Regions from separate parts of the Homo sapiens genome. Here all the other regions are linked to region 3. The links are chromatin contacts, found by Hi-C or POLR2A ChIA-PET in ENCODE. All regions are on one chromosome and are shown on one strand. Each heading gives the region's core, a stretch centred on a gene start or an enhancer-like site at or near the end of the contact. The rest is flanking DNA. Distances are from core to core; before and after follow the strand shown. Region 1 holds the start of CCDC134 (coiled-coil domain containing 134). Region 2 holds the start of XRCC6 (X-ray repair cross complementing 6). Region 3 holds the start of POLDIP3 (DNA polymerase delta interacting protein 3). Region 4 overlaps MEI1 (meiotic double-stranded break formation protein 1). Region 5 overlaps SREBF2 (sterol regulatory element binding transcription factor 2). Region 6 holds the start of TNFRSF13C (TNF receptor superfamily member 13C). Region 7 holds the start of SREBF2 (sterol regulatory element binding transcription factor 2).

What was found. A loop is a pair of places that touch in the nucleus more often than their neighbours do. ChIA-PET counts read pairs that join two places held with the same protein, here RNA polymerase II (POLR2A). Pooled maps may share reads with other maps.
Region 1: a pooled map shows a loop between it and region 3 (5-fold over the local background). The contact joins the promoter of CCDC134 here to the promoter of POLDIP3 in region 3. A Hi-C loop is called at or near these places in 1 of 50 pooled maps. POLR2A ChIA-PET finds 5 or more read pairs at or near these places in 4 of 52 experiments (CD4-positive, alpha-beta T cell, CD8-positive, alpha-beta memory T cell, activated CD4-positive, alpha-beta T cell and 1 more).
Region 2: a loop to region 3 is called in a map of CD8-positive, alpha-beta T cell, with 13 times the contacts of the local background. The contact joins the promoter of XRCC6 here to the promoter of POLDIP3 in region 3. A Hi-C loop is called at or near these places in 2 of 168 maps with a recorded cell type or tissue (CD14-positive monocyte and CD8-positive, alpha-beta T cell), 1 of 37 single-sample maps with no recorded cell type and 9 of 50 pooled maps. POLR2A ChIA-PET finds 5 or more read pairs at or near these places in 4 of 52 experiments (CD4-positive, alpha-beta T cell, WTC11, activated CD4-positive, alpha-beta T cell and 1 more).
Region 4: a pooled map shows a loop between it and region 3 (12-fold over the local background). The contact joins the enhancer-like site here to the promoter of POLDIP3 in region 3. A Hi-C loop is called at or near these places in 6 of 50 pooled maps. POLR2A ChIA-PET finds 5 or more read pairs at or near these places in 6 of 52 experiments (CD4-positive, alpha-beta T cell, CD4-positive, alpha-beta memory T cell, activated CD4-positive, alpha-beta T cell and 2 more).
Region 5: a pooled map shows a loop between it and region 3 (6-fold over the local background). The contact joins the enhancer-like site here to the promoter of POLDIP3 in region 3. A Hi-C loop is called at or near these places in 1 of 37 single-sample maps with no recorded cell type and 5 of 50 pooled maps. POLR2A ChIA-PET finds 5 or more read pairs at or near these places in 1 of 52 experiments (activated naive CD4-positive, alpha-beta T cell).
Region 6: a pooled map shows a loop between it and region 3 (5-fold over the local background). The contact joins the promoter of TNFRSF13C here to the promoter of POLDIP3 in region 3. A Hi-C loop is called at or near these places in 1 of 37 single-sample maps with no recorded cell type and 2 of 50 pooled maps. POLR2A ChIA-PET finds 5 or more read pairs at or near these places in 1 of 52 experiments (activated CD4-positive, alpha-beta T cell).
Region 7: a pooled map shows a loop between it and region 3 (39-fold over the local background). The contact joins the promoter of SREBF2 here to the promoter of POLDIP3 in region 3. A Hi-C loop is called at or near these places in 1 of 37 single-sample maps with no recorded cell type and 11 of 50 pooled maps. POLR2A ChIA-PET finds 5 or more read pairs at or near these places in 5 of 52 experiments (AG04449, CD4-positive, alpha-beta T cell, activated B cell and 2 more).

The regions. Positions count from the first base shown.
Region 1 is chr22:41,798,749-41,802,794 of GRCh38, forward strand. CCDC134 (coiled-coil domain containing 134) reads left to right here and starts at 1,931. Exons shown (of 7, transcript NM_024821.5): 1 at 1,931-2,018. MEI1 (meiotic double-stranded break formation protein 1) reads left to right here. Exons shown (of 31, transcript NM_152513.4): 31 at 506-706. The coding sequence ends at 551. RefSeq lists enhancers at 752-1,738, 1,514-1,593, 1,664-1,743 and silencers at 1,214-1,303, 1,894-1,953.
Region 2 is chr22:41,618,789-41,622,869 of GRCh38, forward strand. It overlaps XRCC6 (X-ray repair cross complementing 6), which reads left to right and starts at 2,507. Exons shown (of 13, transcript NM_001469.5): 1 at 2,507-2,557; 2 at 3,202-3,298. The coding sequence starts at 3,217. It overlaps DESI1 (desumoylating isopeptidase 1), which reads right to left and starts at 2,255. Exons shown (of 6, transcript NM_015704.3): 1 at 1,964-2,255. The coding sequence starts at 2,051. RefSeq lists enhancers at 261-330, 341-400, 1,673-2,274 and a silencer at 2,006-2,275.
Region 3 is chr22:42,612,617-42,616,459 of GRCh38, forward strand. POLDIP3 (DNA polymerase delta interacting protein 3) reads right to left here and starts at 2,267. Exons shown (of 9, transcript NM_032311.5): 1 at 2,183-2,267. The coding sequence starts at 2,241. It overlaps RNU12 (RNA, U12 small nuclear), which reads left to right and starts at 2,628; the gene lies at 2,628-2,777. It overlaps LOC124905127 (a long non-coding RNA gene), which reads right to left and starts at 2,163. Exons shown (of 2, transcript XR_007068118.1): 1 at 1-2,163. RefSeq lists enhancers at 487-1,030, 1,575-2,118, 2,119-2,662, 2,155-2,334, 2,415-2,474 and 1 more and silencers at 1,755-2,084, 2,625-2,684.
Region 4 is chr22:41,779,350-41,783,241 of GRCh38, forward strand. MEI1 (meiotic double-stranded break formation protein 1) reads left to right here. Exons shown (of 31, transcript NM_152513.4): 23 at 1,935-2,045; 24 at 2,336-2,496. Among named protein-coding and RNA genes, the nearest start is that of CCDC134, 19 kb to the right of the region's middle. RefSeq lists enhancers at 1,967-2,016, 2,027-2,126, 2,277-2,326. Within about 2 kb of position 1,907, at least 12 of the 41 ENCODE cell types and tissues checked have a DNase peak (open chromatin) inside an H3K27ac peak, as active enhancers do; they include CD4-positive, alpha-beta T cell, where a contact is called at or near this core.
Region 5 is chr22:41,856,098-41,859,797 of GRCh38, forward strand. All of the region lies in intron 1 of SREBF2 (sterol regulatory element binding transcription factor 2), which reads left to right. Among named protein-coding and RNA genes, the nearest start is that of SREBF2-AS1, 23 kb to the left of the region's middle. Within about 2 kb of position 1,659, at least 9 of the 41 ENCODE cell types and tissues checked have a DNase peak (open chromatin) inside an H3K27ac peak, as active enhancers do.
Region 6 is chr22:41,924,377-41,928,455 of GRCh38, forward strand. It overlaps TNFRSF13C (TNF receptor superfamily member 13C), which reads right to left and starts at 2,430. Exons shown (of 3, transcript NM_052945.4): 1 at 2,262-2,430; 2 at 1,725-1,955; 3 at 1-1,178. The coding sequence starts at 2,397. The coding sequence ends at 991. It also overlaps a transcript of CENPM not described here. RefSeq lists enhancers at 657-1,158, 1,159-1,658 and a silencer at 1,751-2,490.
Region 7 is chr22:41,830,982-41,835,191 of GRCh38, forward strand. It overlaps SREBF2 (sterol regulatory element binding transcription factor 2), which reads left to right and starts at 2,124. Exons shown (of 19, transcript NM_004599.4): 1 at 2,124-2,377. The coding sequence starts at 2,290. It overlaps CCDC134 (coiled-coil domain containing 134), which reads left to right. Exons shown (of 7, transcript NM_024821.5): 7 at 1-1,183. It overlaps SREBF2-AS1 (SREBF2 antisense RNA 1), which reads right to left and starts at 3,684. Exons shown (of 2, transcript NR_157279.2): 1 at 3,462-3,684; 2 at 1-2,999. RefSeq lists enhancers at 1-111, 112-651, 1,478-1,987, 1,593-2,249, 4,040-4,210 and silencers at 2,028-2,367, 2,428-2,817.

The sequences.
Region 1 (4,046 bases), core at 681-3,180, 810 kb before region 3:
TCCAAGCTACTTGGGAGGATGAGGCAGGACAATCACTTGAACCTGGGAGGTGGAGATTGCAGTGACCAGAGAGCCGAGATTGTGCCACTGCACACTCCAGCCTGGGTGGCAGAGTGAGACTATGTCTCAAAAAAAAAAAAAAAAAGCAAGCTTGGGGCTGTGGCAGTGGTCAGAGACCCTCTGGTAGGTGGCTGGTTGCACCCAGAGACACTGCAGTCCAGAGATACTGCAGTCCAGAGGTGTGTGTGAGGGTAGTTTGCTTCCTCTGCACCCCTCTGGCTGCCTCCCTGGCTCTCTTCCTTGCCCCTTCCGTGCAATAGTTCCCTGTTGAATAGCAACTACCTAGCCCAGGTGTTCAGGACCCAATTTCAGAATCCATCCCACTATTCTCAGGAGCACTTCTGTTCTTGCCTGACCATTCTTGACTGTTTTGGGCTCTGGAAGTGTGATGCCCCCATGGTTGGCCCCACTTCTCTGCTGTTTTCCTCTCATGTTTTGCTGCCAGCTGCCTGGGAGGGGTGGCTGTATCCCTGTCCCACATCAGAAACTGATCCTCAGGACTTGAAGGCCCAGAAGTGGAGAGAGAATGAGACCTGGAGACAAAGGGCATAATTGTTGGGGAAATGGATGACAGCTGAAGCTATTCATATGGAGCCATATACTCTATTGTTGAAATAGAATAAGGAAATAAAATGATACACTCACATACCTGCGCGAGCTCTCCAAAAACACTGTACTACCTTGTCTACCAGGAGCTGGTTTCTCAGCCAGTTGGATAAGGGATTGTTTCAGCAAGGAGACTGATGGCCTCCTCAGGGAAGGAGGGACGGGACAGGATTTGTTCTTGTAACAGCATTCAAGGAGTCAGCTGGGTGCCTCAGCTGTACTCAGAGAACACCAGTCAGGCCATCCTGGGGCTGGCAGGGCAGAGAAAGGCCTAGGGGTTGGGGCTGCTGCGATTCAACAGCTCCCAGAGGCACTTGACCTGCTCCCTCGCCTCACGTGGAGGTGGATAGAGGTAAACTTTCCAGGCAAGGAGGGTCAAATTCTCAGCTTTCCTATCAGAACGAAACTGTCCCAGCCTCAGCCCTTGTCTGGCTAAAGTAGGTCACCTCTGTCCCTTCCCGTACAGCCGTCATCAGAACTGGTGTTTATGCACCCTCGTGGGTAGATCCTGGGAATGCATGTCCAGCTTGGTCCCCGGCATGAGGTCTGCGCTCGACAGTGCCTGCCCTGCGCCTGTTCTGGGGAGCTCAGCCCAGACCGGGCCTCCAGCTCCCTTCCCGCCCGGCAGGGGCCCCGGGCCCGGAGATGGCCACGCCACGCTGCCTTCTCGGGTCTGACTGTCCTGATCCTGCGCAAAAGTGGGGCTGCACTCGGCCTAACGAACGGACGAGGAAGCCCCCGCCGCACTTGGCTTATTAGTTGGTGGACCGGAGGGGCAAGGAGGGGATGCCCGAATCCTGCACTGAGTCTCTGAGGTCCTTAAAGAAGAACAAAAGTGCTAGTCACCGCCCACTAAACTCACGTTGCGATCTAAAGTTTAAAAACTCGGCCACAGACGACGACACAGTTTCAGGGAGGGCGCGCAGAAGGTCGCCCGGCCGACAGGAGCTGGGACCCCAGTTTGCTGATTCACGCCTTAAATTGGGCACAGACCCCACCCACAGATTTAACTTCCTCCAACACAAGCTAAATCCAGGGCCACGTACCCAGGGCCCGCAGGAGGGACAGGACGAGGATGGTGCCCACAGCGCGCTGGAGGCACGCCAGAGCCTGGAGGGGCAGGCAGGGGCGGTGGAGCGGGGCCGGAAGTGAGGCTAGCGGAGCCCCGCAGTGGCGGCTCGCGCTCATTGGCCGGGAGCAGCGCGGTGGGCGGGACGGAGCTCGGCGGTCTGCGCTCGGTTGCTAGCCGTTTGCTCCCGCTTTCAGTTGCTTTGCTGTTAGCCTGTTGGACCTTCGAGCCTAGCTGCTCGCACAGGACTCGGCCACCTGCCCTTCCTGCACCGACTGGCCAGGTAGGTGGCTGTAGGGGCCGCGGGCTGCAGGTTCCCGGGAAGGATAATGAGAGAACCGAGGGCCTCGAACCGGCTGCAGGTGGTGGGGAGGGAGTTTCGTGGACCTGGACGCCTCTGTTCCTTGAGAAGGCTCGCTCCCTCCTCCGGGAGCTCCGAAGGCTCGGGGTCAACCACCTGGGCCCCCGACCCCGGTAGCTGGCTCAAGGCCCGCCACTACCTGGTACCTCTGCAGGAGTTCAGAGCCTCATGCTGAGCCAGGAGGAGCTCCGGGTGACGCATACGGCAGGATCGGGATTGAGAGGCTGAAAAAGTGAGTTTAACAGTAGAGAAAGCAGGACCTGTCCCGCAGGCTGCTGTTCTGGCTTTTCTTTCCCACTACCTGCTTCAGTCATTGCCAGCTGTCTGGTATTCTCCTTGGCCCCTAAAGTTTTGCCCTAGCCTGGTTCTGGTTCCCTTGAGTTTGGAGCAGGAGGTGGAATGTGGAGGGTCCTGGGTGAACTTGGACTATTCCTTCTCTAGGTTTCACTTATCTCGTCTGCTTGGGGGTAGGGGGTTCTCCGGATGATCTCTGCAGCCCCTCACTGTCTGTAACTGAGCATCTCTCCCCTGGGGCAGGTGTCCTGGTAGTTCAGTAGCCAGCTCTGATCTCAGGTAGCCTGTGCTCATTTACAAAGAGTCAGAAGACAGAGCACTGGACTTAGAGCCAAACAGACACTTGGTTCAGCCTGGGAATAGCTGTGTGACTTTGGGCAGTCACCTCATTTTTCTGTGCCTTGATTTCACATTGGTAACATTGGGGAGTTGTAATCTGAGTGTGAGACCTCTCCTGACCACTTTATGTAATCTTGTACCTGACCGACACCCTCTCATCCCTCTGTGCTTATTTTACAAGTTTATTGATCAACTCTTATCCCTACTAGAGACAAGTACCATGAGTGCAGAGATTTTTGCTTATTTATTGCTGTATTCCCGCCTCTAGAACAGTGCCTAGAGTGTGGTAGGTACTGTCAACCTAAATAGCAGAGTGAGAGACTCTAAAAAAATGATGTTTACTTGGGAATAGACATTGTAGTGACAATATGTGTGCCATAGTAACCTGTGTACGTATTTGGGGAGGTAAAGGAAGACAAAGGTTTTGAAAAGGAAAAATGAGGATTACATGATTATTTTGAGATAGTTATCCTTGGCTACAAGGATGAATAGCAAGAGTGGTGCTAGTCTGAGGTTGGACAGGCAGTTGCAGGGCAGATGTCCTCACAGAAAGATTTTTCTGTGTAAGTTTGCAGTGGCCTTTGTGCAGGGTTGTGGTTTTTGCATTTTTTGTGATCTTGTTATCAGTCATTTGTGCATAAGAACCCTCTTTTCACAACCTTCCTCGGTTTTATTTGTCAGAGTTGTTGTTCTTGTTTTTTCCCATTGGAGAATCATGCTTTAAATTTGTCAGAGTTTTTAACACAAACGACTCTGTTTTGATTCTAACAACTTTCATATTTCCCCCTTTTGGTCAAGATCTTTCTCCAAAAACTTTACTGATCAGTCATCCTGTAGTTAGGTCCCTCAGTGCTGGGACGGACCTATCTTGGGTTGTTGGTCTCTTGCCATGTTGGAGACTAGGAGTCTCCAGTTGGAGACTGGTGACTAGGAGTCAGTGTCAAAACCCTTGTAGTGGTTGGGAGCAGGGGCTCACGTCTGTAATCCCAGTACTTTGGGAGGTCAAGGAGGGAGTATCACTTGAGTCCAGAAGTTCAAGACCAGCCTGGGCAACCGCCAAGGCGGGCGGATCACCTGAGGTTGAGAGTTCGAGACCAGCCTGACCAACATGAAGAAACCCGTCTCTACTAAAATACAAAAATATATATAAATAACATCCGGGCGCGGTGGCTCACACCTGTAATCCCAGCGCTTTGGGAGGCCGAGGCAGGCGGATCATGAGGTGAGGAGATCGAGACCATCCTGGCTAACACGGTGAAACCCCATCTCAACTAAAAATACAAAAAATTAGCCGGGCGTGGTGGCAGGTGCCTGTAG
Region 2 (4,081 bases), core at 1,257-3,756, 990 kb before region 3:
GCATGGTGGCTGACGCCTGTAATCCCAGCACGTTGGGAGGCCAAGGCAGGCGGATCACAAGGTGAGGAGATCGAGACCATCCTGGCTAACACAGTGAAACCCCGTCTATACTAAAAATACAAAAAATTAGCCGGCTGTGGTGGCGGGCGCCTGTAGTCCCAGCTACTCGGGAGGCTGAGGCAGGAGAATGGCGTGAACCCGGGAGGCGGAGCTTGCAGTGAGCCTAGATCGTGCCACTGCACTCCAGCATGGGTGACAGAGCGAGACTCCGTCTCAAAAAAAAAAACCAACAAAAAAAAAACACTTGACTGATGTAATCTATTAATGAGTAACAGCTTCCTCAGTGACTTTGTAAGTTTTGCTTTCAGATGTGCCTCAATCATTTTAACAACTGGTTATCTAGGCCCAAATCCCTGTCAAATAATGGGTTGGCTACATAAGAATTAGCTGATAAGCTCATTAAAAATACAGATTTTTGGACCAAAACTCCAGGAGATTCTGATTTAGTATTTGTGAAGCCTTAGAATCCATATAATTAAAATTTTCTCATTTTAAATAGATATTATGTGTATGTAATACACAGGTCCAGAGGTAAGAAACAGTTTACAGCAAAGTTTCTCTTCTACCCCTGTTCCCCTGGCATCAAGTTCCCCTTTCCATAAGCTACTGCTGTTATCAATTTCTTGTGTATCCTTACGGATAATTATTTGCCTAAGCAAGCACATATATATCCTTTGATTTGCATATTTAAAGAGCTATTCTAACCTTGTTTTTTCTAATCTCATTTACAATATATGTTGGAAATGAGGGTATCTGCATTTTTAACAAGCACCCTAGATGATTTTGATGTGAAGCCAAATATAGAAACAACTCATGGACCCACGGTTGTGAGATTAAGTTCAATTCACTACGACATATTAGAAACTCAAGGACATTGAAGGATGCCCTCAAAAGTAGCCTCCCTTACTTGATCTCTGCCCCCTCGTCTCACAGAGATGAACTAAATCATTCGCCAGTGTCTCCACAGAAGCCAGGAAAAACTAGCCATTCAAATGGATGCTGTCAAAGCTTCAATTTTCAATAATTGGAATTCTTTCCTGCTCATTGTTACCCGAAATTACAAACCTGACAATTCCTGTGTTACACAAGACATTCCTGTATTTAAGTTGAAATAAGGTGTGATCGTCACTGAATGAGGGCTGGTTTTTCTCCTGCCAGTTAAGTAGTTTAATGGAGCACAACCGAAATACTTTCTTTACTAATCCTTATTCACACAGCCTCATCCAAACTTCCCCCAAAACTGCTTTCTTGCCATTTGAGCAAAAGCAATTAACTTAGAAACTGTGGGGAGAAGACTGCTTGGTGAATTCTGGAGTTCGGGGCTCCTCTTATCCTGACTTGACCTACCTGGGGGCGATGGCTGGGTCCCTAGGCAGCTCTATCTCCCCCATCCCACCTATCCCTGGGACTGCAAAGGGAGCTTCCTTTTGGCACTGAGACAAGGTTCTCCGAGAGCCACCCGACCTCCGCAGTGTCTCTGTCACCACGAGGGGCACCGCGCGGCAGGCATCCTCACCTTTCCTACACCGCGCCAAGGAGGCAGGAGTGCACTGGGCTACCCGAGCGAGGCAGAGAACCCGCCGGGATCCAGCGCTGGTTTACCCCACACCCTCGTCGAAGGGGCTCTCGAGGGCTCGGTTTCTGCCCAAGCCCCCTGCAAGGTGGAGGCATGACTCCTCCATCCCTTCCCCTTGAATTCAAACGTGAGGATGGTATCTGCGAGGCTAAAGCGGGGCTCAGATGGCCCAAACTTCAGACCACTCTCTTCTCCACTCGGCTTTTCTTCCATCCTCCTGGCCATGTGTCTCCCCGTGAGTCGTGGCCCAAGTCTCCCCACCTCGGCCAGCCGCCACCCTCTGGCCTGGCTCCCGCCCTCCTGCCCACCTGGCCCCTTCCCCCTCACCCAGCATGATGGGGCTGAGCCGCCGGGCCAGGCCTTTGGACAGGTCGTACACGTAGAGCTTCACCGGATAGAGATTCGGCGGCTCCATTGGGACCCGTGGCGACGGCGGCCACGACGGCCCTCGGGCACCCGGCAGCGGCTTGGACCTTCCCGTACCCGACGGGAGTGCGAAGCGGAGGGAGAGGGGGGGACCGAGCCCGGGCCCGGGCTGAGGGGTGGGGGAGAGGCCGCCCTGCGCTGCTCGCGCCCCCACACCCGCTACCGGCAACGACTACTGTGAGGTGACAGAGAGGGGACAGGGAGGGCCCACACGGAAGAGGGGGCGGGGGCAGGGATGCACTTTTGCGCATGTGCTTACAGTCCTGACGTAGGAAGGGGCGGGGCTTTGCCGAAGGGGGCGGGGCTCTCGCTGATGGGTTGGCTTTCGTCAGGGACATAGGTAGAAGCTGGTTGGGGAGTGTGCGTGCCAGCCTGACGCGATATAGTGCGCACATGCGTGATGACGTAGAGGGCGTTGATTGGGACCGAGTACAGGGCCCGCGCATGCGTGGATTGTCGTCTTCTGTCCAAGTTGGTCGCTTCCCTGCGCCAAAGGTAAGCGGGCCGTTATCCATTTGTGTTGTTCGCCAGCTAGGCCTGGCCTCGTCCCGCTTCGCTCGGTCGGTCTCGCGCGCCCCCATAGCCTTGCTAGAGGGTTAGCGTTAGCCTTAAGTGTGCGAATCCGAGGAGCAGCGACAGACTCGAGACCACGCTCCTTCCTCGGGAAGGAGGCGGCACCTCGCGTTTGAGGCCCGCCTGCGTTTGAGGCCCGCCTGCGCTTGCGGCCCGCCTGCGCTTGAGGCCTGTCTGCGTTTGAGATCTCATTGGGCGTGATTGAGGAATTTGGGGAGGTTTTTGGGCGGTATTGAGGACGAGGGGGTCCGTTAGTCAGCATAGAATCCTGGAGCGGGAATCCCTCACCGTCTAAATGGCGTCGGGGGCGGGACCTCCGGGATCTGGCTTCCGCGGGCCGCCGCCGGCCCTGAAACGTGAGGGATAGCTGAGATGAGGCAGCTACTGGGATGGCCCCCATGCGCATTTACATGCAGTCCGACTGCCGAGCTTTCGAGGCAGCAGGATTTACCGTCCACATTCCTCACTACTAACCAAGCTTTTAGAACAGATCTCACAAGAACCTAGAGGTCGGTATTTTTTCGATTTAAATTTGCCTGTTACTGACGTTAACGTCTTTCGCCTAGTGAGCAGTAGCCAACATGTCAGGGTGGGAGTCATATTACAAAACCGAGGGCGATGAAGAAGCAGAGGAAGAACAAGAAGAGAACCTTGAAGCAAGTGGTAAGTGACTTCAGCATGTAGTGCCATTCGGTGTGTGGAAGAAAGACCTTCCCTGCCTATCTCTGCTGGATGGACTTTGCTGTTTGATGGCCTGCCCTTCTCCTCCCAGATAATTCTGAAATTCTTTTCTTCCTTTGAACTTCGCAGAGCTACCCTAGGCTCTTATATGCAGATCTTACTCTAGTGTGCCCTAAGTTTTTTTTGGACACTGGTAGTTTGACATCTTTTGGTCCCTGATAAATGGCCATGACCATAGGTATTTTTTGTCATCTTAAGTGGTTCAGGTGAGACCCTTCTCATCCAGGAAAGTAGTGTTACCATTCCAGGACCTCAGTGTAAAAATGCCCCCACCCTGCAATAACTACACCAACCAAAGAATAAACGCAAGCAACACAGTTACAGGAAAGTGATTGATTCCCTCACTATAGCCTCCACGTTTGGGAGTGTATGTGCAGGCAACACAGTAACACATAAAACAAAGGAAGAGAAATAGGGGTACATGTAATCTTCATACTGGTTAATTTAACTCCTGAGCAGAAAAATTTTGAATATTTTTATTAAAAATGAGAAACGGCCAGGCGCGGTGTCTCAAGCCTGTAATCCCAGCACTTTGGGAGGCCGAGGCGGGCGGATCACGATGTCAGGAGATCAAGACCATCCTGGTTAACACGGTGAAACCCCGTCTGTACTAAAAAAAAAATACAAAAAATTAGCCGGGCGTGGTGGCGGTCGCCTGTAGTCCCAGCTGCTCGGGAGGCTGAGGCAGGAGAATGGTGCGAACCT
Region 3 (3,843 bases), core at 1,017-3,516:
GGAGTTCGAGACCAGCCTGGCCAACATGGTAAAACCCCATCTCTACTAAAAATACAAAAATTAGACAGTCGTGGTGTCGGGCACCTGTAATCCCAGCTACTTGGGAGGCTGAGACAGGAGAATCACTTAAACCCAAGAGGCAGAGGTTGCAGTGTGCCAAGGCTGTGCCACTGCACTCCAGCCTGAGCAATACAGTGAGACTCCCTCTCAAAAAAACAAACAAAAAAAACCCTTCTCACATTTAATCCCGCTCAACCAGGAATCACCATTCCAAGTGAGGAAACTGCCTAGTTCAGAACTCCCCTGGCCAGGGAAACAGAACCCAACAGTGGCAAGTGCCAGGTGTATCCAGCTGCAAGGCCCCTGTTCCTGTGGATCCACACATAACCACCCCCCATTCCTGCAGCCCCACCTACTGCCCAACACAAAACTCTGCACACACTAAAACCAAAAACATAGAGATCAAATAGACTACAGTGCAGTCCACCTGCAGTCAGAAACTGGCGGAGTGACCTCAGAGAGAGAAGAACCTGGGGTGGATCATTCTGTCGTTTCCAAAGGAACCTACAAAACGTGGATGGACTTAGAAGTGGCCAGAGGAGCCAGCACCAGCTTCACATCAGTCACTAGATGGAGATCTGAGAGAGCTTTCACAGTCAGTAGTTGAGGAAACAAATACTAATGTGTGCCCGTTACGAACCACAAGCCAGGTAAGTGCTGGCTGCGAATTATGAGGTGGTGGTGGCAGTTGTAGTTGATACAAGTGTCCAGGATGGGGAAGGAGGTGAGGGATACATTTCAGACATCAAGAGAAAAACCTAACCACAGGCATACGGGTGGTATTAATAAACATCTGCGGAATGGCCGGGCCGGTGGCTCACGCCTGTAATCCCAGCACTTTAGGAGGCCGAGGCGGGAGGATCACCTGAGGTCAGGAGTTCGAAACCAGCCTGACCAACACAGTGAAACTTCCATCTCTACTAAAAATACAAAAATTAGCCGGGCGTGGTGGTGCACACCTGTAGTCCCTGCTACTTGGGAGGCTGAGGCAGGAGAATCGCTGGAACCGGGGAGGCGGAGGTTGCAGTGAGCCGAGATGGCACCACTGCACTCCAGCCTGGGCGACAGAGCAACACCCCGTCTCAAAAAAAACATAAAAATAAAAATAAACATCTGCTGAGAGAACAAATGTCTGAGAAAACAATATCTAACATATTTACATCCTGGCTATTTACAAAGACATTTAAACTTAATGTGTGTTGGGAAACTATTGGGCAAAGTTCTCACTTCTTCATACAGATGAACTCAGCTCACGAAGGCTTGAAATGACTAACAACATTTAAGGGTCTAGGGGAAGTTTGGGAGACATGACTGCAAATCACCTCCATGGCTCCTCAGCCAGCTCAAGCACTTTCTTCTCCCTAAGGAAATAACCAATCTCCTGCCCAACACACCAGTTTTTCAAGCCCATGTAGGAGGCCAACTCAGCCAGCAATTAAATCGCGCTCAGCCCGCCGCTCAGTTCTCCGTGGCCTCGGGCAAGTCACTCTACCACTTCCAGCCTCAAGTTCCCCATCAGTAAAAGGTGGGTAACATGAATAGCTAGCAGACAACAGGACTGTAAAAGATTAAATGAGGCATCGTGTATATGAAAGGGCTCAGAAAACTTAAAACGCCGCACAAAGAGAGGCGAGTGTTAACAGGGGCCGCGTGCAGGGGGATTTGGGCTTGCGCCTCAGCTTCGGCGGTCGGAGCAAGTCACTTCCCCGCTACTAAACTTCGGTTGTCTCAACTCTAAGATGGGTGGAGACCAGGCAGCGCCGAGATCACGGAGCGGGGCCCAAATGCCAGTCCACACAGGCAAGGAGGCTGCGCCGCCGAGACCCCAGGACCCCGGAACGCGGGGGCCCCAGGGGGCAGCCCCTCAGGTCCACGAGGCGGCACCCTGTCCCCGCCGCGGCCCCGTCGGCCTCCCAGGGCCGCCAGAGGGACTGCGCCTCGGCCAGTGGGCGGGCGGTCGGGGCCACGGCGGGGACGGCGGCAGCCGGCCAATGAGGAGCGCGGCTGTGGTCGGGGGCGGGCGCACCCGGTCCTCCGCGTCGCTCCCGGATCGCTACCTCCCCCGCCTCGAGCTCCACTAGGCCGAGGACCCTAAACCCCGAAGAAAGGAAAGGCCTCTCACCGTCCTTTCGCCGCCGCCCCGCGCTTCCTGATGAGTTCGTCCAGGGAGATGTCCGCCATCTTGCTCCGCCGAGCAAGCCGAAAGCAGTCGAGACCCCGCGAGCCCGCCCCTTCGGCCGCTAGGGAGCGACGAACTACTTCCGGCGTCCGCGGACCAACTCTCGCGACAGCCAGCTCAAAGCAGGCAAGAACCGGAAGGGGCGGGGACGTTCCCCGTGAGCCTTCGCGGTGCTGGCTGCTCATCTGCATACGGAAGTTCGGCACATTATGAATTATTTATTTTCCTCGAGGGAAAAAATTAAATGAAAAGCAACAAAATACATTATTAACAAGTGAGACAAACTTCAATGGAACTGGATCATGACCTCAACAGTCAACTACGATAGTCATCATACGCCTAATGAGAATAGAATTCATTACCTAGGAAATAAACTAAAAACGTCCTTATGCCTTAAACTTATGAGTAAGGAAAATAACGATTCGGGGTGACGCCCGAATCCTCACTGCTAATGTGAGACGAATTTTTGAGCGGGTAAAGGTCGCCCTCAAGGTGACCCGCCTACTTTGCGGGATGCCTGGGAGTTGCGATCTGCCCGACCTTATTCACGCCTAAAAAGTAGACTGACTGTGGGGTGGTCGTGTTTTTTGTTTCTTGTTGGTAGGTGGTGAATGCGTTTTTTTCGTTGTTTTCTCCGTTACTCAGGCTGCCAGTTGCTTGGCAGTCTTGTCGCTGGCTGTGGACGCTCTGCACTTCATCACCGTCCCCAGCTGCGCTTTGAGCCGGTCTAAGGTTGCCCACAGTATTGACGTTGGGACCCACGAAACTGGCAATTTCCATGTGTGCGGCCTTACCCAGTTCTCCCAAACTTCTGCGTATAACCGCTTCTCTGTGCTTCAGAAAGATAAGTCCGGCCCCGGCCTCACACAGCAGCTCAGTTCGTGACAGCGTTTAATATGTAAAATGGAGCAAATAATTTATAGGGCGTTGGGAGAGTTAAAGAGACTAATTCATTTACGTGTTAAATACAGGGAATGGCTTTTGCATTGATATAACCCCAGCCTCCAGCATGCGCCAGACCTGACGTAGGTGTTCGGCACATATTTTGTCCAATCACTCTAAAAATACACTCCATGCCCTTAGAACAGGTGGGGTTATGTCCTCTTGGCCATCAGGCATCAGGAGCTCCGTGCAGAAACTGGGTAAGAGGCCAGGAGCGGTGGCTCATGTCTGTAATCTCAGCACTTTGGGAGGCTGAGGCGGGTGGATCACCTGAAGTCAGGAGGTCGAGACCAGCCTGGCCAACACGGAGAAACCCCGTCTCTACTGAAAAAAAAAAAAAGAAAGAAAAAAATTAGCCGGGCGCGGTGGCACGGCCTGAAATCCCACCTACTCAGGAGCCTGAGGCAGAAGAATCGCTTGAACTCGGGAGGCGGAGGTTGCGGTGAGCCGAGATCGCGCCATTGCACTCCAGCCTAGGCGACAGAGCAAGACTCCGTTTCAAAAAAAAAAAAAAAAGAAAGAAAGAAAGAAACTGGGTAAGAGCGATCCTGCAATCCTCCTGCCTCAGCCTCCTGAGTAGCTGGGATTACAGGCCCGCCCCACCACGCCGGGCTCCTTCCCAGACCTCTTTTCCTCACCCATAGAACGGGACCATTAAGCCT
Region 4 (3,892 bases), core at 657-3,156, 830 kb before region 3:
AAGGCCGAGGCGGGAGGATTGCTTGAGCCCAGGACGTCAAGGCTGCAGTGAGCTATGATCTCACCACTGCACCCAGCCTGGGCAATGGAGTGAGACCTCGTCCCTAAAACAAACAAATCTGTATGACAGGCACAAGCTCTAGAGTCAGGAAGGCCTGGGTTTGAATCTCAGCTTAGTCACTAGCAATCATCTAGTCTCTGTGAGTCTTAGGTTCCTCATAGGTAAAGTAGTAGTACTTTCCTAAACTAGGGTTAAGATACGGAATACTTATCTAGTTGTTAAGATAAGGAATACTTATCTAGTTAGATAGAGAATGTCACACAGTGCTTGACACACAGTAGACCTTCAACAGATCCTATTCATGCAGATTCCTTTTTTCCTGGCACAAGGTCAGCTCTCCAGCTCATCCTACAATTGACTCAGATCTGATGATCCAGTTCACAGTTCTCCAGGCTTTTTTCTTACCCACACCCCAAACCTCCTCGGTTTCTCAACTCATGATGCTGCCATCACTTCACAGGCAGCACCTGCAGGAAGATTTGCTGAGGGAAGGTTGAAATGAATAGGAAAAATGACATGTCTTCAGTGTTTGTGGACCCCCCAGCTCCTGTAGCCACAGGTGAAGATGGGGCATCTTCCCTGCCTGGAGCCCAGTCCACCTCATGAGAACATCAGTGTCAGATTCAAAAAAAGGCCACTGGGGACGCATTGCAGATGGCCTCAGCCTGGTGCCAGTCATCACCAGCCTGTCTGTGAGATCAAGGCTGACACTAAGCTAGGAGGGGGATCTGTGTGTGACAAACTCAGCCTTCAGAAGAGCCTCTGACAGGGAGTAACAGGCTGAAACCCACACATGAAATGTAATAGGACATTTACATATAATCCTTGAGCACTTCTATATGACAGCAGAGAGTAGAGGACTGTGGTTCGGGGTGGAGGTACTGGTGTGGGAGGGAGCTGAGACCTGCTTGTCTGGGTGAGCACCGAAGTCAGGGTGTGATGTGGCTGCCAAAAAGTGAATGGAGCTGTAGGTAGGTTTCATATTAGGATGGGGATAGGGAGATGGGAAGTGGGAGTTCCCAAGAGTAAAGGGATATGTTCTATAGATATCTACAGTGTAATGTTGCACTGATGAGGCCTGGGAGAATGCAGAAGCACATCTAATCTTGCCTTGAGAGGTTAAGGAAGGCTTCAAGGGGGAGATGAACTTTGAGCTGAATTTTTTTCTTTTCTTTTTTTTTTTTTTTTTGAGACAGGGTCTCACTCTGTCACCCAGGTTGAAGTATAATAGCATGATAACTGCTCACTGCAGCCTCTACCTCTCGGGCTCAGGCGATCCTTCCACCTCAGCCTCTCGAGTAGCTGGGACTACCAGTGTGTGCCACCATGCCCAGCTAATTTTTTGTATTTTTTTGTGGAGAGACGGGGTCTCACCACATTGCCCAGGTTGGTCTTGAACTCCTGGGCTCAAGCAATCTGCCTGCCTCTGCCTCCCAAAGTGTTGGGATTACAGGCGTAAGCCACTGCGGAGGCCTGAGCTGAATCTTGATTGCTGACGGGGACAAGAGGAGTTAGCTAAATGAAGTGATGTGAGAGAGGGGATGTGGCAAGTGCAGGGAACTGCACTTCATTCGACTGTTAAAGTTCCCTTGGGAAGGTGGTGACGATGTTCACAGGATGGATCCCTTTGAAATCCTAAAGTCTTTCTGTGATGTGCAGCTGTAGGCTGCTTGCCTGATGTTTGTCTAGATGGAGGGTGTGAATGTGCCTTAAGGTTTGTCACTGTGTTTCTTTCCATTGGTTGTAATATCAGGGATACTTAGTTTGTGCTTGCTCCCCAAGACTGACATCTGAAATAGCCAGTCGCAGGCTACCACCTATGACAAGTGTGAGTGTTTTGCGACAGGCCGACTGGGGACTTTCATCTCTTGCAGTAAGCAAGCTGTGTGGGAAGTGCAGCCCCACTGACGTGGACATCCTGCAGCCCTCCTTCAACTTCCTGTATTGGAGCCTTCATCAGACCACACCCAGCAGTCAGAAAAGAGGTGCAGGGGCCCGGGCTGGGACAGTGAAGAGTGCTGGGCAGTCTGTGGTCCTCTGTATCTCAACTTTTTCATCTTAAAAAAACAAATAGGGTTGTGTGTGTGGCTGGTGGTCATAAGGTCCTTTCTGGCTCTAATAACCTGAGCTTCTGTTATGAAGCTGGGACCCTTAGAGCCTCAGGATGATCCTCTGTTTGTTTGTGAAGCCCCAATCAGGTGCTAAGCACCATAGTGGCACTTAGCTGAAGCTCCTCTGTAACTCCTGTGGGCCCTGCCTTGCCCACCCCCGACAGCTGCTGCAGTGCTCCTGAGCAGCACAGGCCTGATGGAGCTTCTGGAGAAGATGCTGGCCCTCACCTTGGCAAAGGCAGATTCTCCCAGGACTGCACTCCTCTGCTCTGCCTGGCTGCTCACTGCCTCCTTCTCTGCCCAGCAGCACAAGGGCAGTTTGCAGGTTAGTCTTTAACTCCTGTGGCTTTGAGGCATGGGGTGGCACTCAAAGGAGTGTTGAAGATCCTGAGTTCTGGTCCCAGCTCTGGGGGCTTATTAGCTGTGTGACCTTGGCAAGGTATTTACCCTTTCTGAGCTCAGTTTCCTTTCCTACAAAATGGGGAAAACATCTCAGGATTGTTGTGAGGTTGTTTCATATTAATCCACTTAACACATAAGGTTTACCTACACTCCAGGCTCTATTCTTGGCACAGAGGAATAAAAAATGAATATAGCATGTGTCCTACCCTTAGGGAACTTGTAGTCTTTAAGGATAAGATTGTACTCAGCAAAGATAGTGGGAGAAGGCATTCCAAGTAGAGAGAACAATATGAGCAAAGGCATGAAGCTGCACAAATTCAGGACATGCTCTGTATATTTGGGGAGTGGTGAGGTGCTCTGTGTGATGAGAAGGTGGGGAATGAATGGAGCAGAAAAGACCAGACGGGGAGGCAGAAGCCAGCCTGCGACCTTAAAGTGCAGCATGGCAAGCCGTGGAATGCCACACATGGTTAACTGTCATTATTACTGTTCGAGAAGGTGATGCAGGGAAGAGGAGAGCAGTGGACTTATCCACAGAGCACCTCCTTCCCCTCAGCCCCTCCCTCTTGTAGGGCCTTGTCATCACAGTGCCCTGCGTGAGCTCCTCTGTGGGCTACTTCTCATGGAAACCATCTGCTAGCCTCTGTGGTATCCTCACACTGCGCCCAATACTGTGCCAATCTAGTGATGGGCACACAGAAGTGACATGAGTTTTAAACTTTGGCCTCTAGAGGGGCAACAAGCTGTGGCAAATCTATGCTCTGGCAAATCCTGCAGGTTGTTGCCTGTGGTTGGTTTAGGACAGAAACCTTTCCTAATTTTCCGTGTGAGGCTGCTGGGCTCATCCAGCTGTCTGCAGTCACCTGCCTAGGAGAAAACTTGCATTTTGTCCTTGGCTCTGCCCTGGCCCTCAGCTCACACCTAGGCAATTACCTGCTCCTAGCTACCTCCAGTGCCCTAACTCAGGCCTGATCATTCGTCCTCCCCACTAATGTGACCTAGTTACAGTCTCCTGGCCACCCGCCTCTTCCCTCCTCTGCATGTCCTATCATTGCAGCCACAGTCTGTCCTCACACCCCTTCTGCCCAAGCTCCTTCAGCAGCCTTTTTGTCCTCCTCTAGGCCTGGCCCTCTGCAGCCTTACTTTCTGCCATTCCCACCCACCTTCCCTGTCCTCTGGCCAGGCATTTGTGCTTCTCCCAGTCAGCTATGCTCCTTCACATTGCCATACCTTTTTTTTGTCTGTTTTGTTTATTATTAATAGACTTCATTTTTAGGACAGTTTTAGATTTATAGAAAAATGGTGCAGGTAGTACAGAG
Region 5 (3,700 bases), core at 409-2,908, 760 kb before region 3:
TTGGTCTTATTTCCAAGTTTTAGTTAATTTTTCTTTCCTGTTTTCTTGAGACATGGTCTTGGTCTGTCACCCAGGTTGGAGTACAGTGGCACAAACTCTGCTCACTGCAACCTTCACCTCCCAGGCTTAAGCAATCCTCCCACCTCAGCCTGCCGAGTAGCTGGGCCTACAGGTGCGTGCCACCATGCCCCCTGCTAAAGTTTGTATTTTTTGTAGAGATGGAGTCTCGCTATGTTGCCCAAGCTGGTCTCAAACTCCTGAACTTGAGCGATCTGGCCACCTCAGCCTCTCAAAGTGCTGGGATTACAGGCATGTGCCACCACACCTGGCCAATAATTTTCTTTAACAAAATAAATCACAATTGAGTTCAAGAACTAAAAGATGACTAGATCATCTGAGGTGGAAAAGAGTCCCTGGTAAAAGTAATTTTAAATAGTTTTGAAGTAGAATTGTGAAATTCAGAGTTTGGAGAAAGGAAGAGGGTGGTCACAAGTAGAAAAGAGAAGACATGGCACTTACATTCAAAGAAAGATTGCCCTACCCCACCCCTCAAAGGCATGTGCAGAAGAGGGAGTGAGTACTTTTCCAGGGTGGATGATGAACTAAAGTGGGTGGGAAGTGAAAACCTTTGGAACAGAAGGGAGCAGTTCATAGGAAGCTTGGAAGCTTGTGTTAAAGAATTTGATTTGATTAAGGGCCGGGCACGGTGGCTTATGCCTATAATCCCAGCACTTTGGGAGGCTGAGGCAGGTGGATCACCTAAGGTCAGGAGTTCAAGACCAGCCTGGCCAACACGAAGTCTCTACTAAAAATACAAAAATTAGCTGGGCGTGGTGGCAGGCGGCTGTAATCCCGGCTACATGGGAGGCTGAGACAGGAGAGTTGCTTGAACCTGGGAGACAGAAGTTGCAGTGAGCTGAGATCATGCCACTGCACTCCAGCCTGGGCAACAGAGCAAGACTCTGTCTCAAAAAAAAAAAAAAAAGAATTTGATTTGATTTAAAAGGCTGTTGGATGAACAAGATACTCAAAGAAGATGTTCGTCACTGGGTAGGAGGCTATGGTTGAAATTAAGGCAGAGTGTGGACGGGAGTGAAGAGGTAAATCCATGATGCTAAGGAAGGAGACTTGAGTGAACTTAAGGCAGGAGGAAAAAGAAAGAGCAATGGAAAGTGGAGCTGCAGATCCCTCTCCTGTTCAAACTATGAGAGCTGGCTCAGGTCCCCTGCTATAGTGGGCCAGAAAAGCCTGGACTTCCACTGCTTTTTCCTGCAGAGCTGAGTCCCTCCAGGGCTGCCATGAGAGGCGGGGAGAGAGAGCACTAGACAGAGAAGACCAGAAGACCATTTGAGAATTCCTTTGGGTTTCCTTCATGATTCCTTTTTCTTCTCATTCTGAATTGTTTTATTTTATTATGTAATATTCGGTATATGCAAAGGAATATATGACACCTTTGTGTGTATTACAAAACAAGCATTTGAGAATCCGCACCTCTCCACCCAATTTTTCTTTGTGGTTTCTTTGCCAGTAAAAGAGTTCACTCATCTGTTGCTTAAAATATAGGATGCTTGAGTCACCAGCTTGCCATCCTGTGTCATTCAACACCTCCTCCAGACTCTTCGCAGGAAGGTGACCCAGAAACCCCTTGAAGGACATGATACCGTCCCTGTGCTCTGATGTGCCCCCTGGTGTTTGAGTGGAGTGATTTTTAGATAGCGGTTTGCCTGTTAAAACCTTCCCTTTGTTCCCTATATTATTGCTTGCATTTTAGGGCTTCTCAGTTGAAGGATGTGGTTGAAAGAGCCCAGTTCCTCAGCTGCTCCTCTGGGTGACTAGAGTGTGGGTAACTGATGTTTTAGGTCCTGGAGAAAGCAGTGATGATCACAAATAGTAGAATGGAGAAATGGTTATCTCATATTGATCTTCAGGTTTGTTACTAGTCTACATTTGGTTTTTTAAATAATTATTAGAAAAAAACATTGTGGGTGGGGAGATAGGATCATTATGATGAAACAGTTCTGTACATTCAATCAGGATACTTGTTGGGAATTAGATTTTGCATTTACCTCCCTCACTGGTGTGGTCCATCTCATTTTCAGTGGCCTACACACATCACACACCATTATTATTTCCATGTTCTTGTACTTGTTGGGCAGCTCTAATATGAAAGATAAAATGAACGAAAAGTACAAATGAAGAAAGTTTAGGTGACTATTCCTCTGATCTTGAGGATGAGGGTTTTTCTTAAGCGTTACACAGAAGCCATGTAATTTCACTATACAATGTAAAAATGGTGTATAGTCAGTTCTGCTATAGTTCATCATGTGCATTTCTAAAAATCATGCCATGCGAAATCATGCAGTAAAAAACACGGAGTGGGCATGTTGGCTCATGCTTGTAATCAGGAGGCTAAGGTGGGAGGATCGCATGAGGCAGGGAGTTCAAGACCAGCCTGGGCAACAAAGCAAGACCCAGTCTCTCTTACAAATAAAAAATAAAAATTATCTGGACATGGTGGTGTGTGCCTGTACTCCCAGCTACCCAAGAGGCTGCAGTGGAGGATCCCTTAAGCCCAGGAGGTAGAGGCCACAGTGAGCTATGATCACATCACTGCACTCCAGCCTGGGTGACAGAGTAAGACCCTGTCTCTAAAACAGAAACCCAGAACTTACTGTGAAATGGAGGGTTAAGGATCACAACAATAAAAAATCTCATAGGTGACCAAAAAAAGGAAAAGATTTATTTTTTAAAAAAGATAGGGACCTGCCGGGCACAGTGGCTCACACCTGTAATCCCAGCACTTTGGAAGGCTGAGGCGGGTGGATCACGAGGTCAGGGGTTCGAGACCAGCCTGACCAACATGGTGAAACCCCGTCTCTACTGGGCGTGGTGGCGGGCGCCTGTAATCCCAGCTACTCAGGAGGCTGAGGCAGGAGAAGTGCTTGAACCCAGGAGGTGGAGGTTGCAGTGAGCCGAGATCCCGCCACTGCACTCCAGCCTGGGCGACAGAGCAAGACTCCGTCTCAAAAAAAAAAAAAAAAGTGGGGGGACCTAATAAAACAGTCACACAGTTTTATAGACCAGAAAAACTAAGAAATATATAAATACCACAATGAAAAGGCACTTTGGCTTGAAAAACACCTGAGGTTTGCTTGTGGGAAGTAAGTGTCATTAGGTTACAGCTTGGGAGTTATCAGGAAGTGGTGGAAGGAGGGCTGTCTGAAGTCCAATGGAAAGTTCTGACATCAATGTGATGAATGTGATTCATAACACATGCAGTGACCTGATGAAGCTGGTAGATGTTTAAGGTGCCTGTGTATGTGTGTGCACATTTTGTGCATTCCTGCATGGCTCATTTCAGCCGAATATGGTTTTCTGCACTTCCTAGTGTTTTTCTCATGCATAAGCAAATGCAAAATTTATATTATGCTCAGATTGTTTCTGGATGTATCTGATGCATTTGAACAAATTCACATTTTCAAAGTAAGAGTTAAAGCAAAAGTGTCAAAAAAAAAAAACCCACTATGAATAATGTGTACTAGCTAATACTAAGTGCCAGGCATGGTGCCATAGATTCCACATGAGTTATCTCATCAATCCGTGAGTTAGCTGTAATTGTTAGCCACAATGTACAGTTGAGAAAAACTGCAGCTGAAAGAGGTAAAACTTGCCCCAGGTTCCAAGGCTAGGATATGGTGAT
Region 6 (4,079 bases), core at 1,180-3,679, 690 kb before region 3:
ACTCAGGAGGCTCAGGCAGGAGAATGGTGTGAACCCAGGAGGCGGAGCTTGAAGTGAGCCGAAATTGCGTCACTGCACTCCAGCCTAGGCGACAGAGCGAGACTCTGTCTCAAAAAAAAAAAAAAAAAAAAAATTAGCTGGGCAAGGTGGAGCACCTGTAGTCCCACCTACTCAGGAGGCTGAAGCAGAAAGATTGCTTGAGCCCAGGCTGCAATTAGCTGGGGACCCATCGTTGCACTCCAGCCTGCGTGATACAGCAAGACCCTGTCTCAAAAAAAACCAAAACACAAAACAAGGCCGGGCATGGTGGCTCATGCCTGTAATCCCAGCACTTTGGGAGGCCGAGCAGGGCGGATCACGAGGTCAGGAGATCGAGACCATCCTGGCCAACATGGTGAAATCCCGTCTCTACTAAAAATACAAAAATTAGCTGGCTGTGGTGGTGCGTGCCTGTAATCCCAGCTATTCGGGAGGCTGAGGCAGGAGAATCACTTGAACCAAGGAGTCGGAGGTTACAGTGAGGCGAGATCGCGCCACTGTACTCCAGCCTGGCGACAGAGCAAGACTCGTCTCAAAAAAAAAAAAAAAAAAAAAAAAAAAAAATCAAACAAACACAAAAAACCACCCAACTACAAATTAGGCATCCTCCCACTTGGTCTTTTTTCAGATTCATTTTGGCTTAATGGTGCCTTCCCCATTTTAAAAGCGGTCTTTTACTCATAGTGCCCCAGCCTTTTGAAGGCACAGGAACAGGAGCTGGGCTACCACCTTCAAGGGCTGTCAAAGATGGTGAGGTCTGAAGCCAAAGGCAAGCACACCAAACTCCATGGGGGCTGAATGCTGTGGTCTGTAGTGTCTGTGCTTCTGCAGAGTTAGCCTGGTCCCAGAAAGAGGGCATGTGCATGCTGGAGTGAAGAGCTGAATTTGATTTCCAAGCCCCTGGCTGGGGGTCCAGAGGGAGGGCAGGGGCCACCTCCTGCCGGCTCCCTGCTATTGTTGCTCAGGGCCGGCCGTCTTGGTGGTCACCAGTTCAGTGGAGCCCAGCTCTGTGGCTGGCACAGGGACACTGTGGCCAGGTGGGGTGGTTCCTGGGTCTTCCCCAGGAGGAGGCCAGGCAGGAGCTGTGGCATCAGAGATTCCCGGAGACAGAATGATGACCTTGTCCAGGGGCTCTGGGGCTGCAGGCAGAGGGGGTAGAGGCTCCGTACTCAGTCACAGCCTTCCCTCCCTCCCCTAGAAGACTCCTCTGGAGGGGCAGTCCTCCGTCAAATGAAGCCCAATGCAGGGTGGGGAGGGGTGGCACCTGGCTGACCCTGAGTCCAGAGGCCTGGCCAGTGGGGAGCTGGCAGGGCAGGGAGTTGGGGAGCTGGGGCTCAGTCTGGCAAACTCTTCAGGGATTTATGGGGGAACCAAGCTCCGTTAGACTCCCAAAGGGCAGGACAGACTCCTCCCTCAGACGGGGCCCCCTTCCTGCAACCTGTCTCTTCCTCACACTGGGGTCTGTCAGGGCAGAGCTGTTCCTGGCTCCGACCAGGGTCTCAGGGGCAGGACTATGTCTCCCTCCCCAGCCTGAGCTCCTCAGCGCAAACTCTTTTCCACTCTGTCTCCGTTTCCCCTTAAAGCCCTTCTCTCCCCCTCAGGGGCCATGCATCTCCCCCTAGACCGTCCCGACACCCCAGCCCCTGCGCCCCGCTCAGACTGGTTCCCCTACACACGGAACTCACCGTCCTTGTCTCCGTCGGGGGCCTCTGCGGAGGACGCGCCGCGAAGCCGCCGCTGTCGCCGCCTCCAGCTCACCAGACCCACCAGGACCAGCGCCAGGACCAGTGCCAGGCCCAGCAGCGCGGGGGCGCCAAAGAGCAGCCCGGGCAGGGGCAGCGCCGCCTCGCCGGCCCCCGCGCCCACCGACTCCTGCGGCTGCAGCGCCGTCCTGGGCGCAGGGCTGCTGGCCCCGGCTGCTTCGGGAGGGGACAGGGAGGGAGGCCAGGGGGCCGAGGGGAGGGAGGAGCGGGGACGGGGAGGGGCGGAGGGGGGCGAGGCTGGCCGGGGAGGGGAGGGACAGCCGGGGGGCGGTGGACAAGGGGAGGGAGAGAGGCGGCGGTGAGGGCCACGCGGTGATCGCGGGCCCCTCCAGGCCCTGCCCACAGGGTCCTTTCAGCCCTCGGCGCCCCCGGGGGTCGGGGCTCTGCCTGCGCCCTGGCGATCGGGGCCCCGTTCTCCCCGCAGCTGCCGGCGCCGCGCGCCCCGTGGGTCCCCCTTACCCGGTTTCGGCCGCGGCGTGCGCAGGAGCCCGCAGGCCACGCAGTGGCGGACCAGCAGGTCGAAGCACTCGGCCGGGACGCAGGGCGTGGGGGCTGGCGCGTCCCTGCCCCGCAGGCTCCGGGGCCCTCGCCTCATGGTGCCGACGCCGCCGCACAAGCTGCGGGGACTGAGGCTGAGCTGGGCTCCGGGGCCCTCGGGGAGGAAGCGGGGGGCGGGGGGAGCACTCTGCCCTGCCCCGCCCCCGCCTGCTGGGTGGGACCGAGCTCGCCTGGGGCCCCCCTTTCTTTTCTTTTTTTTTTTTTGAGACGGAGTCTCGCTCTGTCGCCCAGGCTGGAGTGCAATGGCGCTATCTCGGCTCACTGCAAGCTCTGCCTCCCGGGTTCAAACAATTCTCTGCCTCAGCCTCCCGAGTAGCTGAGATTGTAGGCGCCCACTGCCACGCCCGGCTAATTTTTGTATTTTTAGTAGAGACGGGGTTTCACCATCTTGGTCAGACTGGTTTTGAACTCCTGACCTCGTGATCCACCTGCCTCGGCCTCCCAAAGTGCTAGGATTACAGGCGTGAGCCACCGCACCCGGCCTGGCCTCTCTTTCTACCTGTGGTTCCCCAATTCAGCCCCTCAACCAGCACCGCCTGGGTGGGCCCTCTGCTGGGTGCTGGGAGGTGTCTGGGGGCAGACCAGAGCCTCCTCTTGGGTAGGGAGGGGGATGGACCCCGCAGCCAGGACACAGACCCTGAGTGGTTCCTCTGCTCCGTCTAGCCAAAGCCTCTCCATGACCCCGAGTGCTCCCCTGCCATCTCCCCCAACCCACCTGTCTCCTCCTCTCTTCCTGCCCTTCCTGGACAGAGCTGGTTGGGGATATCAGACACCTGCTTTTTTTTTTTTTTTTTTTGAAAAAGAGTCTGGCTCTGTGCAGTGGTGCAATCTCGGCTCACTGCAACCTCTGCCTCCCAGATTCAAGCGATTCTCCTGCCTCAGCCTCCCGAGTAACTGGGATTACAGGCATGCACCACCATGCCCGGCTAATTTTTGTATTTTTAGTAGAGGTGGGGTTTCACCATTTGGCCAGGCTGGTCTCGAACTCCTGACCTCAGGTGATCCGCCCTCCTCGGCCTCCCAAAGTGCTGGGATTATAGGTGTGAAGCCACAGTGCCCAGCCTGACATCAGACACTTGTACCAGGCCCAAGTAGCATGTGGGTCTGCCCTGAGGGAATCTCACACTTGTGCTGATGGGGGAAGACAGCCTCGCAGCAAGGGCACCAGCTCACGTCATCCTGGAAGGTGGGCCGGAAGGCTTCATGGAGAGGGCGATGGTGAAGTGTTTGCCAGATGGACTGAGGTCTAGGGAGCAGATGGGGGTGAAGGCCAAAGGGGAGCAAAGGCTTGGAGGCCCAAACAGGAAGTCCAGGGAGTGCTGGGACCGAAAGGCTGGACTGGGGCCTTATCTAGCACATTAGGGAGCTTGGACTGTGGCTGGGGGACACGAGGGAGCCACTGGGGCTTTGTGCAGGGAGGACCCAGGAAGATCTGCCTATGAGTGAGGGAACTGTGACTGCAGTGGAGGGAAGCCCGCCCACACCTGCTCCTTTTCTCCAGGGCTATGTGTCCTCTCCTGCTCACCTCTGTGTCTCACTGCGGGCCCCTCCTGTCTATCTCTGCTCCCCAGTGTTTGGGGTCCCCAACTGTCTGTCACCCGTGTCTCTCTCAGACTGCGTCTCAGAAACACACACAAGCCCCTCCGCCCTCCTGGTCACATGCTACCCCCTCCCCAGGGCCAGGGCTGGAGGGAACTCTGGGAGCTCAGGGCTCAGCAG
Region 7 (4,210 bases), core at 874-3,373, 780 kb before region 3:
TTCAAGCAAGTCTCCTGCCTCAGCTTCCTGAGTAGCTGGGATTACAGGCATGCACCATCACGCCTGGCTAATTTTTGTATTTTTAGTAGAGACGGGGTTTCACCAAGCTGGCCAAGCTGGTCTCGAACTCCCGACCTCAGGCAATCCGCCCACCTCAGCCTCCCAAAGTGCTGGGATTACAGGCGTGAGCCACCTTGCCCGGACTCTCTTTGTATTTTTTCTTTCTTTTTTTTGAGACAGAGTCTTGCTCTGTCTCCCAGGCTGGAGTGCAGCGACATGATCTCAGCTCACTGCAGCCTCTATCTCCCAGGTTCCGGCAGTTCTCCTACCGGTTAGCTGGGATTACAGGCATGCGCCACCACACCCGGCTAATTTTTGTATTTTTAGTAGAGACGGGGTTTCACCATGTTGGTCAGGCTGGTCTCCAACTCCTGACCTCAAATGATCTGCACACCTCGGCCTCCTAAAGTGCTGGAATTACCGGTGTGAGCCACCGCGCCTGGCCAGATCCTTATTTTTTCAATTGCAATACAGCAGTATGCAAGGCACTTACTGTATGCCAAAGCTTATGCCGAGAGCTGGCTGCCAGCAGCTCCTCCTGCCTCGAGGCCTTTGTCCATGTCATCATTTCCCCTTTGGCTGTAACAGCTGCAGTTCTCTCATAATTTTAGGTTTCATCTTAAATGTCACTTCTTCAGAGGCTTCTTGACAGCACAAGTCAGGGCCCTTGTTAGTTTCATCACATCCATTACCTTTCCTTGATCACTTGTACCATCATCTGTAATTTATTTTTATGTTTAATACGGGTGTGGGATTTCTGATTTTTTTTTTTGCTAGACTGGAAGCTCTCAGAGGGCAGGAACCATTTGTTTCCCTGCCACAGAGATGTTCAATAAATATTGTCAATTGAATGTGCAAATAATCTCACTTAACCACAGCTATGAGGGATGCTATTTTATCCCCATTTTAGAGATGACTAAACTGAGGCTTAGAACAATTAACCCAAGGTCACAGTGAATTAGTGGATCCATGTGTCTGCCTCCACACAGCCTGTGTGTTCTTAATTATTGATCACTAAGCAACAGCTGCCTCTCACAAACTGGCAGGAAACTTCAACTTTTCCCTTTTATCAATATATTGTGAACGCCTTTTCTTGCTAATAAATATACATTTGTGTGCGTAATTTTTAATGATCCCATGGTATTCCATCGTGTGGATGTAATTTACATATTCATTTCCTTATTCTCACTTCTTCCTAGTTACAGCACTTCTTTAAGCACTTGTAATTTTTATTCCTTTGGATAAATTCCTAGAAGTTTACAACACGACCAGCTGCAAGATGGGGCAGTGAGGTGCTTGAAGGAGTGGGTGGGCTGCACTTCAGAATCCCGGTGGAACTTTTTCAAAAAACTCGTGCCCGGGGCCCCCCTCTCAGGAGGCCGTCGGTGGGCCTGGGCACTGGCGTGGTTTTCAGGTCCTCAGTGGTTCCGAGGTGCCAGAGATTGAGGACCACTGGAGTAAGCGCGAGGTCACGGCGGGTGCAAAGCAGAAGACGTAAAATCCTGACCGCCCTGGGACAATCTGCAACCTTGTCAAGCCTCCGTGCCCGCCTTTGTAAGGAGGCTGGGAGAAGCGGGACTTGGATGACCCGGACTCCCGTCCCGAGCGCTGGGGTCCAGGTTTGACTCCGCTGGCTTTCTCAGGCGGGCAGGGCGGGGGTAGGCAGCTGGGAAGATGACGTAATGTGCTCCCAGCCAGGCCTGGAGGCGGCCAGCGGTCGCAGGTGGAGGGTGGCCTGTTAACCCTTCACTCCCAGGCCAGTGGACGGACTTGCGTGTGGCGCAGATCCAACGGAGAAGGCAGCGGCTCCTTTAAACAAGGCGGAGAAGGTTAAGATGATGACCGGACGGCTACTCCAGGCATTCGCTCCGAGGCCGCGGGGGGAGGGACCTCACTATGCAAATCTGAGCTGCTGATCGATGACGCGCCATCACCCCACGCACCGCTTCGCTCGCCCATTGGCTGAGATGAGCCTGGTCCCATTGACAACAAACAGGGGGGCGCGCGGCCTGGAGGCGGGGCCGCAGGGGGCGCGGGCTGGGGCGGGGGAATCCCGCCCCGCCCTTTCTGTGCGGCGCCCGGGCGCAACGCAAACATGGCGGCGGGTGGCACCCGTCGGTGAGGCGGTGCCGGGCGGGGGTTGTCGGGTGTCATGGGCGGTGGCGACGGCACCGCCCCCGCGTCTCCCTGAGCGGGACGGCAGGGGGGGCTTCTGCGCTGAGCCGGGCGATGGACGACAGCGGCGAGCTGGGTGGTCTGGAGACCATGGAGACCCTCACGGAGCTGGGCGACGAGCTGACCCTGGGAGACATCGACGGTGAGTGGTGGGTGGGTGGGAGTGCGGGGGCCGCGCGGGGAGGAAGGGGTTACGGCGGCGCGCCCGGGTGCGCGTGCGCCCACCCCCCGACAGCCCCGGTTCGCGCGGGAAGAACCCCGTGCGCACGGTGCCCCCGGCGGTCCTCAACCCTTCCGGCGCTGCGAGCGTGAGCCCGACCCAGCTGCGCCGCTCCGGGAGGCCGTGGGATCTGGGGCGCCGCGGGGCCGAAAGCGGCGCGAGGGTCGCGGGTTCCAGAGCGCGGGGCTAGGGACGTCGCGGGGGCGTCTCAGGGAGCGGCCTAAGGAGAGCGCGTGGCCGCCGCCTCCCTCGCGCGCCCACACGCGGTTTCCGTGGTCCGCTCTCCCGCCGCCCGCGACCGCGCGTCGCACCTGTCACTCCCTTCCTGGCCGCGGGGACGTCTTTGGGATTCCCGGGGCCCAGCCCCCAGTCTCCGCGCCCCGAATCCCTGGGCTTCTCAGGATTGACCGACGGCCAGGTCGCCGGGTGCTCCGCGAAACTTTGGGCAGCGACTGCAGAAGCAAGTTGCTGATGAAGAGAGCAGTGGCGGCGGAGTGTGGACACATCTCTCCGGGATGGAGACCCGGGCGCTCCTGCTGTCACGCTGCAAGGGGAATTGAGCAGAAGAAATTTTGAGTTGTGGCCCCTCGGGTACGGGCTGGGGAGCGGGTGGCCTTTGTTCCAGCGCCTTAACAGCGGAGTGGAAGAGCTGGTAGGAGCCCAGGGATCCACTCTTAAAATACTAATTTTGCGACCACGGGAACAACGATTTGGAGAGGGTCAGCGGCTTGCTCAAGGTCACCCAGCTGGTTAGAGCCTAGTTCTTGCAGTTCCTTGGCCAGTATTGGTTTTTTTATACCCCTCCTTTCAAGAAAGAGTCCAGTTGACTAGGCTAGTAATCTTATTAACTGGATAGTTGCACTCTTATGTTTAGGCCCCAAAATGCTTTGTATTATTTCACTTCTTCCTCACAACAATCCTGTGAGATACTCTTATTACCTCTATTTTAATACGGTAATTAAAGAAGCCGAGGCCAGGAGATGTTGACTTATCTAAGGCCACTCACCTTAGAGAGCTTAGGCAGAAACACAGGTGCATTGTACTTTTCAGTTTTCAGAATGCTTTCATGTCCAGGATCTCACTACAGCCTTGCAGGCATGTATGATGGCTACATCCCCGTTGTGCAGATGAAGAAGCAGAAGCAGCAGAAGATTCTCTTTTGGGGGAAGAGATAAATGCAGCAGCTAATTGAAAAGGATCTGTTTGCCATTTTCCCATTTTGCTTTTGTAATATTTCTCCCCTTGGTTTGTCCTTGATTTCCATTTTGGTCATGTGGGCAGTGTGATAAGACCCTTAATTGAAGCCCCAGTTCTAACCACAGACTCTTTGCTAAGTGCTTCTAAATACAGAAATGGGTTAACAAATGGGGGATGGGGTAGGTGGGGGTTGGGAACATAGCAAGGGCAGCTAACATGTTTTGAGAACTTCTGTGCCAGACGGTGTTAAACAGTTATACACGTTAATGTTCTCAATCTTCCTAACAACCCTGTCAGGTAGAGAGAACTGTTATACTTGTCATCTCCCTCTCACTGATCCTGAAAGTGAGGCCCAGGGTGGTTCATTAATTTACTGAAGATTACACAGCCAGTAGAAAGTACTGTATGTCTATAGCTGCCTACCTGCAAGGGCACAGAAAGAAATTCATGTGCATTTTGCATTCCTATTCCATGATCAATTCCTATTTGTCTTATTTTGTTTATCTGATTTTTAAATTTAAATTTTTATTTATTTAGTTATTTTTTGAGACAGGGTCT